Regions from separate parts of the Homo sapiens genome. Here region 2 is linked to region 1. The links are chromatin contacts, found by Hi-C in ENCODE. All regions are on one chromosome and are shown on one strand. The core of a region is the stretch at or near the end of the contact, and the rest is flanking DNA. Distances in the headings are between cores, read along the strand shown. Region 1 holds the start of LRRTM3 (leucine rich repeat transmembrane neuronal 3). Region 2 overlaps CTNNA3 (catenin alpha 3).

What was found. Hi-C counts contacts between places; a loop is a spot of excess contacts on that map. Pooled maps may share reads with other maps.
Region 2: a loop to region 1 is called in a map of Right ventricle myocardium inferior, with 3 times the contacts of the local background. The contact joins the enhancer-like site here to the promoter of LRRTM3 in region 1. A Hi-C loop is called at or near these places in 1 of 168 maps with a recorded cell type or tissue (Right ventricle myocardium inferior) and 3 of 50 pooled maps.

The regions. Positions count from the first base shown.
Region 1 is chr10:66,924,555-66,928,192 of GRCh38, reverse strand. LRRTM3 (leucine rich repeat transmembrane neuronal 3) reads right to left here and starts at 2,157. Exons shown (of 3, transcript NM_178011.5): 1 at 1,606-2,157; 2 at 1-1,272. The coding sequence starts at 1,609. The region is part of intron 7 of CTNNA3 (catenin alpha 3); the gene reads left to right. The region is part of intron 3 of LOC101928961 (a long non-coding RNA gene); the gene reads left to right. RefSeq lists a silencer at 2,185-2,294 and an enhancer at 1,914-2,770.
Region 2 is chr10:66,320,894-66,324,723 of GRCh38, reverse strand. The region is part of intron 12 of CTNNA3 (catenin alpha 3); the gene reads left to right. Among named protein-coding and RNA genes, the nearest start is that of CTNNA3-AS1, 240 kb to the right of the region's middle. Within about 2 kb of position 2,328, at least 2 of the 41 ENCODE cell types and tissues checked have a DNase peak (open chromatin) inside an H3K27ac peak, as active enhancers do.

The DNA.
Region 1 (3,638 bases), core at 908-3,407:
CCACGCTGCCCGCGATGATTTTATGGAAAGAGATGTGCTCGGCGTCAGCATCGGTCTCTGGGCCGGGCTCTGTGGCTCCCACCGTCGGGGGCAAAGGGGGTTTGCTCTCATGCTTCGGCCTGGGGAGCTTGGGCTTAAACGTCGGCTTTGGGAGAGCCCTGGCCAGATCAAACCTCTCTGTAGTACTTTTGCCACAGATGCTGTAGTTCTTCACTGCATCGATCACATTTACTCCTTGCAGCTCTTTGGGACTGGCACAGATAATTGTATTCTCCCTTAGACCTTTAAAACTTTTCAGCCAGTTTACAAGGGAGCAAATATTTCTGCTGCATTCCCATATATTCCCAGCAAGACTGATGTCATTGAGGGATATCCAAGAATCCAAAATCTCTTGACCAATAAATGTGAGCTTGTTGGAATCCAGGTTGAGGCGCTGCAGATTCGGGACACACTGGAAAACACTGGGTCCACTGAAAGCTTCGATCTCATTGCCTGATAAATCAAGCCTTTGTAAGGAGCTCCAGGTCCAGGACATGGTCTGTCCTATGACACTGATTTTATTCCACTGCAAGTAAAGGTTCTGAAGGCTGACCAACCTTGGAAAAAGGGCCAGGTTGAGCTTGGAAAATTGATTGTGCTCCAGGTGAAGTTCTTTGAGTCTGATCATGCCAGCAAAGACATTCCTGGCTAAACTTCGGATCCGGTTATATCCCAGGTCCAAAAGTTCCAGGTTGCGGCAGTCTTGGAATATTCGCACAGGGATGGTTCTCAGGGAGTTAGACCGTAAATGTAAACTCAGCAGCTTCCGCAAGCCCCGAAACTGTTCAGATCCCAGAGAATGCAGCTGATTATAGGACAGATCCAAGTTCCGTAAATTTGTCACAGGTCTGAAGGTATTGTTAAGAAAATAGGAGATTCTATTGGAACTAAGAATCAGCTCTTTGAGTCTGCGTATTCCATTAAAAGCATTTTCGTCAATATTGCTGATATGGTTATGGTCAAGGTATAGCCAGGTGAGCTGGTTGAGCCCTTTAAATTGATTATACTTAAGTTTTTGAAGGCTGTTATAGCGAAGGGACAAACCTAAGCAACCAGCAGATATACTTGAGGGTATCTCCTGTAATTTCTGAGATTCACAATATACCATTTTGCCTTCACACCTACAGCCCTTAGGGCATCCTCGTTCGGCAGAAGAAAGCATTGTCAGTAAGACAGTGGGGGCTATAACCAGTGCTACAGCTGATCCGCTCAGTAGCCTAATTACATTGAAACCTGGAAATAAAAACAACTTAGAAAAGTTATCCCCCCAAAAAAGAATTAATCCTTAATCAAGCAAAAATAGGCATATATTTTTCATTTTTAAAAATTTAAATCTAAATAACACTTAACATCACATATTATCTCTTTGTAATTAAAGAGAATTGTCTTTAGTGTTTTGTTTTTTTAAATAGTTAAACAAGGAAACATGCCACTAAGCAAATAAATTCATAGTCTTAGAGCAGAGCAAGGTAATCTCTAAAATAATTAAGGCAGAATTATTACACACACTAGAGGTTTTTTGTTTTTTGTTTTTAAGAAGGAAAGAAGAAAAATGACAAAACATACCCATCCTTTGTATTGTTCAAAGGTCGTCCTTAGGTCTTTTGCTTTGGCTTAGGGGCCAGTTGCATGACAGCCCCTGTCAGCTGCACTGTAGTGAGTCAGGGCTCGCTGACACCCAGGAAGAAAAATTGGACCCCTTGGGAGATGGACCGATTTTGGAACATTATTCTTTGCCAGCCACGCAGAACACTCCAAGAACAAATAAATCCCAACACCGCATTCGCAGCAAAACATCAAAATCTTCCTAGGTAATAGGATCTTCATGGATATTACGTTTTTGCATCTTTACAGTTTTTTGGGGGGTGGGGAGGGGGCGGTTAAAAAAAAAACTGGATCCTACAATTTCTTCTTATCGAAAAACATGATGTATTCTTCCAGGCAATTTGGGGCTACCTGAGCTGCCACATCTGTATTCCATACCCCAGCAGTTCCCGTGATGAGCACCCAGTTCAGCCACAGAGCTGCGTTGGAGCCCAGAAGGCAGGAGAGCCCCGTACCGCGCACACGCTCAGCTCACTTCTGCAGACTGTCATTCTGAAAGCTGCTCGGACTGTTGCTTTGGTTTCAGTGAATGCAGTCTTATGTAAAGCTGCCCCCAGTGGTGAAGAACATTATGGGCATGTGCAGAAATGTCTCTCTTTTATCTTGCAAATGAGCAGGCTCTCTGCTGGAAAATGAATGATTCTTTTGGGTGGCTCAGTAGGAACTGAATGGTCACCGTGATCAATAACTAGCAACATTTTCTGTGATTTCCAAGTCTTGTTTTACAATTTGGCAACGTCTTTATTGTCTGTGTCCACTTAATTGCTAAACATGTGCTGCCCAGAGTTTTTCTGGAGCTTGACATTAAGTTCACAGACCGAACGTCAATTTTTCTTAACCTCAACGCAGGCTTTAAACTGAAATTTATAAAATGAATTATTGAGCTTTTCACAGAGAAGCATTAACTGCCTGCCCATTTGACCTCTTGGAGTCACAGTGATTATATTATGCAAGGTGTCTCAGGATGTTAGAACACAAACATTTTGGAATAGAGGGGATGACTGATGACAAGTGAATTAATGTGTCCAATAGCCTTTCCGGTTTTCTCACAGACGATATAATTGATTTTATGGCTATAGTTTCGTTTGTTGTTTTGGTTGTTGTAATTCTCTTTTAATTAGAAGGGAAATAAACCATTTTTAGTGTTAGGATACGAATCAAGAGATCATTTGGTTCATACTTTATTGATGTTGCTGCTATTTATTACACTAATAATATTTATGGAGCACTTTCTAAGTGCTTTAAATGGGCTACGTTGTTTTCTCTTTAAACAATAGTATGATGTGGGTCCTATTATAACCTCTCTTTTAAAGATGAGGAAACAGACTTGGGGAGGTAACTTTCTCAAGGTCATACAGCAAGCGAGTGCTAGAGCTGAGCTTCAGAAGCGAGTCATTCTTATGCCGAACCACTAACCACTAGATGATCCTGTTCAACAACATTGTTATCTTCATTTAAAAAAGAAGTCAGTGAAAATGAAGCCGATTAAAGGATTGGGGCAAGGAAGCTGTGATTAGCAAATTCTTGCTTGTTCTATTAGAATTGCCTAAATTTCTTTTGGTCTGAGGTTCCTAAAGAAGTATAAAAACTAAGGCAGCGTAGTTTAGTGATTAACAGCATAGATTTTGGCACCTAGATTCCAACTCCTGGCTACAATTTACCAGCTATGTAACCTTAAGCGCGTTACTTACCTTCCCTATGCCTCAGTTTTCTCATCTGCAAAACGGGCATAAAAACAAAAACTCACTTCATGTTTTGAGAATTAAGTCATTTTAATATCTGTATGTTACTTAGAACAGTGTGTTGCATGCAATAAGCCTGTGTAAGATATTTGAATAATATTAACTTTATTTGTACTTGCTAGGATTACGTACTGAATATTGACTATACTGACCTTCATTAACTCACAAAGAACAACTTTAGTGAGCATTTTTAAATATTGTACATGGTGGATTTCTGAGATTTACTCAGTCTTGCCTTCTTTGATGAGATAA
Region 2 (3,830 bases), core at 1,079-3,578, 600 kb after region 1:
TCATCATGAAACTGAAGAGTTCCCTGATCCCCCATGCAGGACATGGAACAGGTTTGTGGCTCACTTGTTCAGTTGCCATCACTGCTCAAACCCCTTGCAGGAAGGGGAGCATGCAGATGGGCAGGTGCAGAGGCTGGGGCCAGTGCTTTGGGCTCTGGCCCTGTGGTAGTGTCTAGGGGTGGGTGCCTGCAACCCCAGTGTTACAATGCTGTCTTAGCCTTGCTGTCTGCACATGGCTTTAAGTGTTAACCAGTTCAGTGGACTCTCTGCCTTTTTGCAAGGGCAGAAGGCCAGAGTGACAGCTTTCTGTGTCCTGAGCTCTTGCCCACTGTCCTGGAAGAATTGGATTACACATGGACTTGAAGGATGAATGTGAGGTTTTTTTGTTTGTTTGTTTGTTTTTTGAGATGCAGTCTCGCTCTGTTGCTCAGGATGGAGTACAGTAGCATGATCTCAGTTCACTGGAATCTCCGCCTCCTGGGTTCAAACAATTCTTCTGCCTCAGCCTCCCAAGTAGCTGGGATTACAGGTGTGCGCCACCACACCTGGCTAATTTTTGTATTTTTAGTAGAGATGAGGCTTCACCATATTGGCCAGGCTGGACTGGAACCCCTGACCTCATGATCTGCCTGCCTCAGCCTCCCAAAGTGCTGGGAATTCAAGCGAATGTGAGTTTTTATTGAGTGGTGGAGGTGGCCCTCAGTGGAATGGATGGGGAGCCAGAAGTGGGGATGGAGTGGAAAGATGATCTTCCCTTGGAGTTGGACCATTCAGCCACTAAACTCCTCTCTGACCACCCCAAGCCGAACTCCTCTCAGCACTCAGACATTCCCCCTCTTCCCTCTTTCTCTGCTGTGTCATTCTGCTGTTCATCTGCTTGTCTTATATCCTCATCTGCTGGTCTTTTCTGGAGCCTGGGATACAGGATAGGGACATGGCAGGCCAAAAGGCAACTTTTTGGGAGAGAAAACAGAAATGCCTGTTCTCATTTAGGGCCACGGGTGTCCAGGCTTGAGAGTAGGGGCTTTGCTGGGGAACTGCCCTCTTCTTCTTCTTTTTTTTTTTTTCGTTTGAGATGGATTCTCCCTCTTTCACCCAGGGTGGAGTGCAGTGGCACGATCTTGGCTCACTGCAACCTCCGCCTCCTGGGTTCAAGCGATTCTTCTGCCTCAGCCTCCTTGAGTAGCTAGGACTACAGGCATATGGCACCACGTCCAGCTAATTTTTATTTTTTGTATTTTTAGTAGAGACAAATTTTCACCATGTTGCCCAGGCTGGTCTCGAACTCTTGACCTCAGGTGATCCGTGCCCCTTGGCCTCTCAAAGTGCTGGGATTACAGGTGTAGACTGCCCTCTTCTACCCAGTATTTCCAACTCCTGTTCATATCATCACAATTAAATAGAAGTACAAATGGCATGTTAAAAAAATATATTAAATACAACCCTTGATGATTAAGCACATTTGGTTTGAATTTATAAAATAGATACTTAGTGTGGCAGATTAATTTATTGAGACATTAATTTGTATTTTGTTCTTACTGCTGTTGGAATTACATTTACCTCCTGTATCATTAAAAATAAATTTTTTAAAAGGGACCCCGTAATGTGGTCTTTTACCTCAGAGGCTTTTGTGCTGCAGGTTTAAAGCAGAAGTTACCAGATACCCATAAGCCAAATAAGTCCTGACTTTTGTTTGTTCAGGTCTGGGCTCATTTATGGGATTTATGATGCACAGTTCAAGCAGGAGTATGGGAGTTCTTGGATTTCTAGGAAAGGTGACTAACTAGAGACTTTTGAGGGCTTATACCAGATTGGTTCTAGGTCCTTGAGAGAGTGGAGGTTGAAAAGCAGCTCTCTGCTCCCTCACAATGCCCTGGGGAGCGGTGTATCTAGTGAAAAGGGACACTAAATACCAATGTTTTGGTCTCCAGTAAGTCACCATATTTTGTCAAAAGTCTCTTTTCCTAAGGTTGACACTTAAGTGCAGCTGGCAACATATATTCAGCAGGATTCTTGTTCTTCCCAAATGTCCAGAATGGAGATACTCCTGCCAACTCCCTCCCGCCAACCAGGATTTGTTCTTTTCCTGGCACTTGTTTGTTTTGCAAGGCTTTGTGTAGTCTCTTCTCTGCATTTACAGCTCAGCCAAAGATTCCAGGAAATCTGTATAGAGATTTCTGGAACTCTTTTACTGCATAGTGCCCTCCTCTCTGGTACAATGCCCTACAAATTCCAGCTGCCTCACCTCCTCCAACTGAACTTTGATTTCTGTCTCTTCAGCTAAGTATGATTGGCATGCCCTGCTTGGGTTTCCTCTGCTCATGTCTAAATCTAGGAAGTGCCTCCAGGCAGAAATCCTGGGCGACTGTAGGACATTCCTCATTTGTTCCACTCCTCATTGCAAACACAGTTCCTTAGTGTCTGTTTTCCAGTGCCTGAAAAGAGCTGTTGCACATATTTTTCGAGTTTTCCAATAGTTTATGGCTGGCAGGCTGATCTGCTACCAGTTATTCTCAAAGCCAGAAGCAGTAGGGTGATATTTTAAAAACAGATATAAGTGTGTGATTCCTCTACTTAGAGCTCTTCAATGGTTTTCCACAGAACTTAGAAAAAGATTCGAAATCCTCTGTGAGGCCTGTTCTGAGTGTGTTCTGGGCCCTATCTACCAGCAGAGCTTCACCTCAGCCACTGTCATTTTCACCCACTAGTCTACCTAGTCTCACTTTCAGTGTTCCAGGGTGCCATGCACATTCCCAAATGAAGACCTTTAAATGCCAACTTGGATATAATCCATCTGACTCATGTGTCTACTCCTGAACTATTTAATTGTAGATGAGAGTGCAAGGCCACACATCACAGCCTGGTCACTAGGACACTCATATAGCATACGCACATTTCCTTGGCTTCAGCATAAAGAGTATTATTTGGAGCTTTTTCGTAGCAGTGGACAAAGGTTAAAATAGCGAGAATTTTTTAAAGTTTATTGTAAACACAGTATTTTGGCAATAGAAAATACACTCGGAGAGTATAAAAATATGTTATATCTTTGTTTATGGAAACAATCAGTATTTTGAAATTTAAATCTTGGCATTTAAGTAGTTACCATAAAAAAGTATTCATTGCAGGTTTTCAAAAATGTATGCAACTAATTATATTTAGTAAAAGAATACATTTAAAGGAAATAATAAGTGGAATTGTTGAGAATAACTTGAATGATTCTAAAACAGGCTAAGAGTTTTTTATTAGTTTCACTTTCTAATTTTATCTATAGTTCACTTTAATTGCACAGTTAAGTTACTTCTTAGGATTTCCACCAAGTCCAACCCTCTTCTACCTCCAACCTTTAAATATCAGCAGCCCCCTAAGGTATAAATTTACCTTTAGTTTTTATGTTTCTTTCGGTAACTTAATAGAATGGACAATCTTGATCCCAATGGAAACATGACTTTTCCAAAATTATGTTTTGCAGAAAGCTCTTCTAACATGTTATAACTATTTTTTTTCAAATCTATATTTTATTTTTTACCTATTCAACAAAGATGGTCCAACATAATTAAAAATCATTGATCAGTTGAGTAGAAGCTGGACTTGGGCTACCATGTAAAACTCAAGGGCCACTATTCATATCATAATCTATGGGAATGAGGACTCCTGAAGCTGTACAGAGCATAATCTGGCTGGCTATTTGTGATGGGCATTGGTCTGGAAGGCAAAGTTATTGCATTTAAAGAGAGAGTTATTTAATTGCATGTTTGATGTCTTAATAATAATAATGTAAACATGATTTTTAAAGGCCAAAATTTTGGAAGCTGTTGATAACAACACATTTC